Regions from separate parts of the Mus musculus genome. Here region 2 is linked to region 1. Evidence: chromatin contacts called from ENCODE Hi-C or POLR2A ChIA-PET data. All regions are on one chromosome and are shown on one strand. Each heading gives the region's core, a stretch centred on a gene start or an enhancer-like site at or near the end of the contact. The rest is flanking DNA. Distances are from core to core; before and after follow the strand shown.

Evidence for each region. A loop is a pair of places that touch in the nucleus more often than their neighbours do. ChIA-PET counts read pairs that join two places held with the same protein, here RNA polymerase II (POLR2A).
Region 2: a map of gastrocnemius shows a loop between it and region 1 (2.2-fold over the local background). The contact joins the promoter of 1700122O11Rik here to the enhancer-like site in region 1. A Hi-C loop is called at or near these places in 2 of 37 maps with a recorded cell type or tissue (T-helper 1 cell and gastrocnemius). POLR2A ChIA-PET finds 5 or more read pairs at or near these places in 3 of 5 experiments (all embryonic stem cell).

What each region holds. Positions count from the first base shown.
Region 1 is chr17:47,996,859-48,003,619 of GRCm38, reverse strand. No RefSeq gene overlaps it. Among named protein-coding and RNA genes, the nearest start is that of Gm41591, 9.9 kb to the right of the region's middle. Within about 2 kb of position 1,560, at least 2 of the 3 ENCODE cell types and tissues checked have a DNase peak (open chromatin) inside an H3K27ac peak, as active enhancers do; they include gastrocnemius, where a contact is called at or near this core.
Region 2 is chr17:48,036,332-48,040,345 of GRCm38, reverse strand. It overlaps 1700122O11Rik (RIKEN cDNA 1700122O11 gene), which reads left to right and starts at 2,053. Exons shown (of 3, transcript NM_029689.1): 1 at 2,053-2,132; 2 at 2,778-2,931; 3 at 3,065-3,601. The coding sequence starts at 2,075. The coding sequence ends at 3,578.

The DNA of each region.
Region 1 (6,761 bases), core at 311-2,810:
TTCTCCAAGACCCGGGGAGGACATCTGTATAGAGGACGTTCACTACCATGAGCTCTGGTTTGTTGTGGAAACCTCAGGTGCCAGGTCTCTGGCCAAGTGTCTGCAAGTTCATGTTGCTTGTGCCTTCATTGTGACCCTAGGAGTTGCAACTTCCTGTAAGTTTGCCATGGCTGGACCAAGAAAGAAGGCATATGCAAATTTCTACAGAAATTATGATTCTGAGAAGGATGAGAGAAGGAAGCTGGTACTGCTTAGAGAGCAACGTGATTCCAGGATGTAAAGGATGCTTCAGGTTGTGCTTCATGGACATTCATCACTGACCTGTGTTCCGATGAACCAGGAACAGGTCGTATAAGATGCAGTTCCTCTCAATAAATGATTAACAATTATATGGACAAAAAAAAAACAATAATGAGATATAGGCAGGGCTGTCACTTCTTTCCTGCCCCACAAGTAGGTTATGTCCTTTGTCCTTTTTCTTTCTTTCTTTCTTTTTTTCTTTTTTTTTTTTTTTTTGGACAAGAGTCTCACGTAATTCAGGTTAGCCTCAAACTCGATGGGTATCTGAAGATGACCTTGGTGAATATTCTGAGCATCCTCCTGCCTCCCAAGTGCTAAGATTACAGGTGTGCACCACCATGCCTGGCAGTCCTCACGTGTCTCTCTCTACTCTCAACTCATGTTGAGAGTCTCATGTGTCTCAAACTCAACTCCAACCCTAGGCTGGGGCTGAAGCTAAGTAAGCCTGAAGAATCCCACTCACTTGCAGGGAAGTTGGATGCCCTCCATAACTGCTCCACCTCCAATCATTCATTCACGGGTGGGGTAGGATTCCCAAAACTGAGACTCCTTGCTCAACAGAAGACTCTTAACCCACACACAGATGAAAGGCATTCAGTCCAGGTGTAAAAATTAACCCAGTCGGACCCTGAGCTTGGTGTCCCATGATGGGAAGAGGGGCAGGGCTGGGACGCTCAGCAGAGGAAGCTCACACTGGCATCCAGCAAGTCTTAACCTGATGAGGGAAGCGGAGCTTGAATTAGCTTTATTTCCTTTTGTTTTAATTATATTTATATACTTAGTCTTTTAGAGAGTGGGAGAGTGTGTGTCCCTACCACAGCACACTTGTAGAGATCAGAGGACAACTTTTGAAAACGGATTCTCTCCTATCGTGTGAATCCCTGGGGATCCAGTTCAGGTAGGCAGGCTTCGGAGCAAGTGCCTTTACCTGCCGGGCCATCTCACCAGCCGGGTGCTTTGTTTCTTTTGTCGCTGCGGAAGCTTGCCTGGCCCTCCTCCTTCCCCAGCTAGGAGAGGTTTGGCTGGCTGGTGTCGACCACGAAGGCAGAACACCTTCGGTATTCAGTAGAAGCCGAAAGGCAGGGGACAAATGCGCAGTTAGACAAGCCAATGAGAGTGAACAGTGACGTCGGGCAAACTGGTTTGACTGGATCCCAGTTACTGCAAATAGAGCTGGAGAGGGAGGTGGACAGAGCCTAGAGATGCCCTGGAGGCTGCATTAGTCAGCGCTTACACAGGCGCTGCTGTCAATCACTCAAGACTCCACCCTTATAACAGACCTCTGCTTCCTCACTTCCGGTCCTTGTATCAGCGGGGGTGGGGGGTAGCTTGGGGGAGTAGCTGGGGGGGGGGGGCAGAGACACAGCTCCACACTGTTACCCTCAGCAGCCCAAGGGGGTTCTCTTAACCCTTTAGGGCTTCAACTCAGACAAGCCCGAGATTCTTGGCTTTGACCCAGGAGTAGCCAGCATAAGGCAGACTTGGAGATTTTATTCAAAATAGAGAGACGGGCTGGAGACGTGGCGGTTAGGAGGAGCACTTGTTACTCTTACAGACGACCCAGGTTGGGTTCCAACACCCACGTGGAGGCTCACAACTCTAACCCCTGTTCCAGGGGGATGTTATGCGGCTCTGTAAACCCTATACATCGCATACATGGCACAAACATACACACATGCAGGGAAAACACCCACAGCACCTAAGATAAACAAGTAATTCTATAAAAAGAAACAGTAGAAAAGCACATGGAGAGGAAAAAAAATCAAAGAAGACTCCAAGAATATGGATGTAGGTTTCTCAAATAAGTCCGTCCCCTCCAACCCTTAGCCCCCAGGCAAGCCCTCCCCCTTTTAAAAACTCTTATCATCGTAGATTAAATTTCCTTGTCTCTATCCTTTTATGAATGGGACCACGAGATTGCGTCTTCCCCGTGCTTGCTTCTCTTTTGCAGCTGTTTTATTTCACTTGGTACAGTGTCTTGGAGAGTCTCCCAGCACGGAGGCCATTGCTTCCATTCCCAATGCAAACTTATTTTTACTGGGGTGAGCATTCCACTGTGTGAGTCGGCCACAGCTGATTCTTCCCCCTCCCCTCCCCTCCTCTCCCCTCTCCTCTCCCCTCCCCTCCCCTCCTCCTCCCTCCTCCCTTTCCTCCTCCTCCTCTTTTTTTTGAAGACCGGGTCTCACTCCATAGCCCTGGCTGCTATGGAGTTCTCTCTATAAAGCAGGCTGCCCTCAGACTCATAGAAATCTGCCTGCCTCTGCCTTCTGAGGGCTGGGCAGGACCCACCAAGCCCCCTATGTACGGGTCTCTCTCTCTCTTTTTTTGTAAAGTTTACTAGATTGGGGAGGAAGCACCATGGATAAAAGCGGGCACTGCTTTTGTGAGCACCTCAGCTTGACCTCCAGGCACCCTTGTTAGGCAGCTCACAGCCACCTGTAACTTCAGCTCCAGGGACACCTGGTGTCTTTGACTACCTAACTCACCTACATTCACACACACACACACACCCAATAAATAAATAAATAAATAAATAAATAAATAAAGACATTTATTAAAATTTAATTTTTTTTCTTTAATGCTGTTTTTTGTGGTGTTTGGTGTTTGGTTCTGGTTGGTTGGTTTGGTTTGGTTTTGATAGTCCTGGAAATTTAACCTAGATCCTCACATATTAATCTAGTAGGTCCTCACATATGAGCCTAGTAGGTCCTCACATATGCTAGATGAGCCCTTTACCACTGAGCTGTGCCCAGCCACATCTAATTTGTTTGCTTTTGTTTTAAGATGGGGGGTCTCATGTGCTCCTGCCTCTACCGCAGAAGCGCCAGGATTTGCAGGTGTGCATCTCTCAGCCTGATTTATGTAATACTAGGAGGAATGAAGCCAAGGGCTCAGTGCACACTAGATCAGTGGAGCCACATCCGCACATCCACAGCTTTGGTTCACGACTTTGAGTGGAGATAGGCTCCACCCATCCTTACCCTTGGGGGAATATCCCTAGTAGTGAAATCACTCGCTCGCAGGTTAGATGCCGTCCACCTGGTTAGAAGCTTACAGGGAGTGTTTGTGTGTTTCGCTGTCTTAAAATCATGTGCATCTGAAATCCTGCAGCCCCTGTTCCTGCCAGGGGTTGGTTGTTCACTTGTATAGCAGCTCTAGTGAGGCTACCTAGCCGGCAATTGTCCAAGCCCAGCCCCACCCCCTCCATTCGCTCCCTTACTGAGTTTCTACCACCACCCACCCATCCCTCACCCCTCTCCTGCCCCCTCCCCAATCATGTATCTCAGGCTGCCCTCAAGTTTACTGTGTAGTAGAGATAACCCTGGACTCTGGCCTCCTGCTTCTACCTCCCACACCCAGATTATGCAGTGAGGGCAGGAGGTGGTGGGGGGGCGGTCCACACCAGGATCCTACAAGCCAGGCAAAGACTCTACCAACTGAGTCACATCTGCAGCCCCTCCAATCCAGTTCTCCTAGATCCTGCTGCTTTCCTGTTTCCTGGACTGCACCTGGGGGGCTGCTGTTCCTAGCTCCCCCAACAGCAGCTTGCCAGTGGGAGACACTGACTGGAGAGTATTTCTAGCCCTTCTGGCCACAGCTGCTCTACACCCTAGTCCTCAGGTGACCGTGGTCCCTGAGTCCCACACAGCCACTTCCACACACACCCTTGTAACCACTTCTGGGATTTTGAATTTGTTCTTTCTTATACTTAGGACACACACCCCACCCCGCCCCCAACCCTGAGCTCTTCAACTTAGCTCAAGTGTCTCCTTCTCCACGAAGCCTCCCTCCCCTGAGGCCTCAATTTGAAATTAACCACCAGGCACGTGGTAACTCCCTTTCCTGCTCGCTCGCTCTCTCCTGTAGCAGTCACCATATTCCTTCATATTTTTCTATATTCATTTTACTTCTTCTCTCTCTCACTCCATCTGTGCCTGTGAGCATGTTTTATGCTTGTGACAGATGCTAAAGTGCAGAGCCCAACTCTCTCTCTATTTTTCTATTTCTCTCTCTCTCTCTCACACACACACACACACACACACACACACACACTGAAACACCCCCCTCCATTCACACACACTTACCTGAGCAGTCACATCTGACTTTTTACATGGGTTCTGGGATTTGAACTCAGATCCTCACAATCACACAATCACTCTCACCAGCTGAGCCACCTCTGCAGCCCTACCTATTGCTGTTCTAATCGCCTTTCTTGCCCCACCTGAATGGGGGTTCTAAATTTTTATTGAGCAAGGAAGAGTTTGTTTGTTTGCTTGCTTGCTTCCAATTTTTTGTGTTTGTCCTACCCCGCCCCCCCCCGCCCCTTTTTGAGACAGGGTCTCTCTGTGTAGCCCTGGCTGTCCTAGAGCTCTCTGTAGACCAGGCTGCCCTCAACTCAGAGATCTGCCTGCCTCTGCCAACTGAGCACTCGGTGTTGGACCAGAGGTTCTGGGACAAAGGCAACATGGCCTGGACCAAGAGGTTCCCGCCCTTCTCTTCTGACCAGGCGCCTTCACTCAGCACACTGGACAAAGCCAGCTCCTAGTTCTGGATTCCAAAGTTACCACTGGACCTAAGACCCCCACCTACAGGGCCCTAAACTCCCCAAATAAGGCTAGGACCCCATCCAGTACCTGACCTGATTCCTCTTTAGGAAGTCCCTACCCCAGGCCAGCCTTGTGAATTCACTGACCTCTTCCTGTGAGAGCTGCCCCAATAACCCTGACCCTTTTTACTCTAATTTCAACTCAATTCAATTTATTATATCACTGGAGAAGCCATTCAAGGGATTAAAGGCACACACCACTACCACCCAGGCTTTTGAGACAAGGTCTTAAGGAGCTCAGGCTGGCCTCCAATTTGCTATGCAGCTTAGGATGACCTTGAACTCCTAACTCACTCACGTTCCAAATTCGAGGATGGCAGGCATGCACCGCCAGGGCTCTGCAGTCTGTTTTGTGCGTTACTGCATCTTCACTGACCAGTGACCAGTGCAGAGCAGACAAACTCAGGTGAGTGGTTGTGGACAGTGTCTAAGCGCAGGCAGCCCCAAGTTCCCCTGAAGGATCCCACAGTTGGGATTCTATGAACCTTCTTGGTTCAGTGGCAGAGTCCTGACTGATCCTTGGGGGAAGCACTTCTGCCCTGGATTCAAACACCCCTCTTCTCAAAATCATGTCCCTGGAAGAGATGAGCCATGCACACATGTTCGGACCTCCCATGTTGAGTGAGCCACCCTGACCCCTACTCGGAGGCCCCAAAGCTGCTCCTGAATTCAGCTGTCAAAGTATACATTTGGACACAAAAGCCCTTCTTGATTAAAGTAGGTCTTTCATCAGGAGTGGGTGGGGTCAGAGGTCAAGATGGTGCTAGCCCGCATTTTAAAAATGAATCTTGACCCCTACCTCACAGGATATACAAACATAGACTCCAGATGGATTGTGTTCAATGGAACAATGAAGCAGTAACTTTTAAGATGAAACAGAGAAGATCTTTGAGGCTGTGGGTTTGGCAACAGCGTGTGTGTGTGTGTGTGTGTGTGTGTGTGTGTGTGTGTGTGTGTGTGTTCTGTTTATAAAGAAAACACGAAGAGTACTTACAGCACAGAACTGCTAAATTGGCCAACAGGAAAATTAAAACGTCTCTCCATCAAAAGATACTTACTATAAGGGAGGGAGAAGACAGTCTAGCAAGTGGAGAACAGAATTAGAATAGCACAAACCCAGCTAAGGACTCACGCCCAGGAGACAGATGATAGAATGACAAAGAGACAGGCAGATCCTATGTACAACAGAGCGTGGTAGGTGCACACCTTTAAGCCCAGCACTTGAGAGACAAAGGTAGGAATATCTCTGTGAGTTGGAGGCTAGCCTGGTCTACATAGTGAGCTCCAGGACAGCCAGGGATACATAGTAAAATGTCGAGAGAGAGAGAGAGAGAGAGAGAGAGAGAGAGAGAGAGAGAGAGAGAGAGAGAGAGAGAGAAAGAGAGAAAACCAACAGAAAAATGGACAGAATATGTAAATGAGCTGGAACATGGCTTAGAGAGAGGTGCAATGTTTGCCTGGTGTTGTTAGGCAAGGTCCTATAACAAGATGTAACTGATAGAATGAATTCACTTATTAAAGCGGATTTATTAGATTGGCTTACAGTGGCTGTCTCACACTGGAGGGACCAAGAGTCCAGTGGTCAAGTATTCGGTCCACAAGGTTGGATGTCTCTGAGGTCCCAATCCAGCACCGAAGCCCTGGAAGATTCCTGGAGCGTTTCTGGTCTTCAGGCTATGTTGGAATCCTTAAAAAGTAGTAGGTTCTAATAGCCATGAAGGCATACCACTGCATCAGAGTAGATGAGCATGTCAGCAAGGGTGAGGGTAAGCAAGTAAAAGGCAAAGCTTCCTTCTTCTATACCTTTTTATCCGGGCTGCCACCAGAAGGTGACATCCACGTTTAAAGTAGGTCT
Region 2 (4,014 bases), core at 804-3,303, 36 kb before region 1:
ACACACACACACACACACACACACACACACACCACCGCCACCATCCTCCGCGGAGGCTGCAACTAGAGAAGCAAAGTTAGAAGGACCTTGGTCAAACTGGTCTCGATCCTGGGATTTTCTGGGCAATTGGAGGCCACAATTTAGATAGTTTCCGGAATCGATGTCCCTTAAAGACCAGCGCCTGGACTCTACTGAGTAAACTCCCATTTCAACTTCCTCCTCTTCCTCTATTTGAACAACGTGTATCATTAAATTATAAAATTGTTGTTGTTGTTGTTGTTGTTTCAAAAATTAACTTTATTGGGGGAGGGGCAGTTGCCCGAGGACAACTTGTGAGAACCAGGTTTTGCCTTCCACACTTAGGGGTCCCTGGAATGGAACTTATGTCAATACACTAGGCAGCAAGGGGCAGCCGCTTTTTATCTTTTATCTTTTACACTGAGACCCAGAGGACAGCTTCTTCAACGTCGCGTAGTAAATTTATCCTAGAGCTCAAGCCCACACGGGTTGCCCAGTTGCCCGGCCGTCAGGACCACTGCAGGGACTGAACAGTAGAAGGCAGAAGCAGGTGGCCCGTGTTTCGCCCTCCGTGGGAGACACTGACTGACTGCAGGCATAGTGACTGCGGGGGAAGACTGCAACTCTCAAAGTCCCCACTTCCTGTCCTTGCCTAGAGGGAGGAGGGGGGAGTCCCAGGCAGGGCCTTGGAAACCCTGACTAATGGGCAGGAGCCTCTGCGGGACTCCGCCCAGAGTTGGTTGCTGTCAGCTTCAGGGAGCTACTGAGAGGGAAAATTACTCACGTGGGAGGGAGGGATTGTTTTTAAGTAGAGGCAGATGGTAGAGAGGTGGGACTCGAAGGAAAGTGCACAACACTTTGTGGCCGGCAATATGTATTATTTGCAATATCTGGGGTCCTACTGTGTGCCAGCCACTCCTTTTCTCTTGCACCATCTACTCTCTCTGCATGAGCTGGAGAGATGGGAACCAACTTGCGTTCCACTTTGCAGATGAAGATAATGGGGCTCTAGGAGATGGAGATGCTTGCCCAGGGTAGCCAGTAAGGAAATCCCAAGCGTTCACTTCACACTTACCTGCAGGCTTCCTTCTTCAGCCTGGATTGTGTTCCTCGGCCTTCTAGGTCATCAAACCCTAGCCCTTTCTTCTCTAAGATTCCCTAGACAGGCAGGCCAGCTGTTGTGCTGGACTTGATCTCTTTACTCTAGCCAATAAAAACAAGGAAGAGAGACAAGAGCCACGAAGGGACACTTGGTATACCCATCCCCTTGCATACTCCCAAGACAACCACACACCTTAAAGTTCCACAGCAGGAACAGAAAGAAGACTGTGAGGTTCCAGGTCAGGGGCATTTCAGCACCAACTGGAGGGCAGAGAGATCTTGCCAGTTCTTCACGTTCCTGCTCAGAAATTAGCCTAAGCTTAGGACTCCAGCTATACTACTGTAGAAATTTAGGCTCTCCATGCCCGCTATTCCAGTATTCAGGGGGCTGAGACTGGAGGATAATGAGTTTGAAACCAGCCTGGGCTAACCAAGAGACTTGTCAAAAGCAAGAACAAAATACCCACATCAGATTCTCCTTCTCCAGTCAAATGTAGTGAGCATCGAAGTTTATCATCAATGTCTAGAAACACTCTCAAGGTCAGGCACAAGGGTATCTGCCCACATACTAATCTTTGAAGGTGGAGACAAACAGGTCGGAAGTAGCAGACTAACTTGGACTACATCATGAGATCTTGTCTCAAAACCAGTCAGGCATTGCTGGTGCTACCTTTAATCCCAGCAGCACCTGACTCTTCAGAGGAGAGGGGTCCCCAGCTGAACTGTGGGCTCTGTGGTATCTCATCCATTCCACAGAGGAGCTGGGGAAATGGAAGGAGAGTTAACATCCCAGAGACCCTAAGGAGCTAGATTTGGTAAAGACATGATGGCTCCTTTGGACTTATGGCTCACAAGGATGATGTCACAATAGGTTTGGAGGTGTGGCTCCTCCCTTTAAGCTAAGATAAAGAAGTTCTTGCTCACATTCCCTTCCCTTCTACTCCGAGTGGATAGGATGGAGTGGCATGGGCATGTCCCGTGGCCTGTCAGCCACTGGCCAAGTGACTTTGGAGGTCTGTCTCATGGACAGACATGAGCAGAAATAATCTCAACCCCAAATCTATACAGAAGTACTGGTTAGAAGTGTGTGTGCGTGCGTGTGTGCGTGTTCCTGTGCATGTGTGTGTGTGTGTGTTCAAGGAAGAAAGCCCCACTATGGCTTAGTAAGGCTCTCTGTAAGCGTCCCTGACGTGCCAGGTACAAACAAAGGTAATGGTAGCCATCGGAGGAGAGAGGGACTGAGGGGACTGATTCAAAGCATCTGTCAAAGTGATGAATGGTCCAGGCTTGGGCCTTGAGTCACCTAACTGGTAGAGTTTTTGTCAGGCAGAGGGGACTGAGAGCCAGGTGTAGCCTCACAAATCTGTGATCCAGCACTTGGAAGACTGCATCAGTCAGGGGAATTGAGAGTTTGAAGCCAGCTTGGACTACATAGTGAGACACTGCCTCAGAAAAAAAAAAAAAGCTAGGGGGGTTTGTCACTATATTCTAAGTGGCAAGATTGCCATCCAAATAGTCCAGCGTTGGTAGGCCTAAGGCCTAAATCTGGGGTGAGAGTGTGAGCTAGGGAAGGAATTTGGTTCTTCCCCAACCCTGAATCTGTCAATCCTGGATTCTCTTGATATGAGGTTCCTACCATCCCCCCCCCTTTTTTTAAGAGGAAAGATGGGTGAATTCTATCTTCAGTCCTATGTCCAAGATCTCATCATTGGAAGATATTTGGAACAAAATAAAACTTGAGGAAGAGGAGGAAGAAGAAGAAACAGGGAAGGAGAATGTAGACCAAGAGCAAGAGAAAGAAGAACAAAACAGGTGTGTTGAGACACAGCGCCTTCCTTCTTCCTCCTGTCCCTCCCGGCTCTGGAGAGCCTCACTCTATGACCATATCGGTCCGCTGCCCCTCTATCTCCACTCCCTGACTCCACTCTTCCTTCCTTTTGCTCAGGATCAAGGCCCTTCTTGGAGTACCCAAGCAGAACTCAGTGTGGGGCCTGATGGCTTGGCCCAGGCCCTCCCCAGAGCAAGCCCAGTGGTGGGAAGATTTCTCCCTGCCCTCACTCCGTGGAACCTGCCTCTGCGGCTGCAGATTGAGCTCAAAGATGAGGCTCCACCCCCTACCCTCCATGACTTCCTGCCCCACCCCTAAAACCTTGCCCTCATTGGGATCTAGAGAAGAGTCTAGCTGGCTAAGAAACCAGCCTCTGATGGAGCCTCTATCAGCGTCCAGATTGAAGATGCCCAAAGCAGTTCCCAGACTTCCACCCAAGGTCTCCCCTAAGAGATCTACTATGCCCAAGACAGGGCAACAGCAGACCGCAATGTCAATGTGGCCTCCGGTTATTATCAACCCTCCCTCCAAGAGCTCTGCTCTTAAGGGACAACACACACCCTCTGCCAAAGAGGTCACCCACACCCCAGGTGCCTGGGGCAACCCTTTGCCTCATCTTCCTTCAAAATAAATATTTTTTTGTTACACCAGCAACAGTCTAACACAGTTCTAGGCACTTTGAGATGTATTAGCTCATGAAATCTTCACGATATTTCTAAAAGATTGAAACATAGGTCAGGTTCCTCCCTCCCTCCCTCCCGGGTCTCTTGTTGCCCAGACTGATGTCAAACTCGCTATGTAGCCAAGAAAGACCTGGAACCTCTAATCCTCCTGCCTCTCTCTGGAGTACTTGGGCTACAGGCAATGCCCAGTGTACAGTCTGAGCTACAGTCTTAGCTTTTTGTTCACATCGCTTAGCACAGAGATTTCACTCTCATTTACTTTATTATTTAAGTCATTATGGACTCGGGGATATTTATAATACACTTGGAGTATGTAACGCTGGTGTATTTATTCGGCTGCTCAAGTTGTTCCTATTCTGGTCAAGGGGGCTTCTGCTGTTGTAT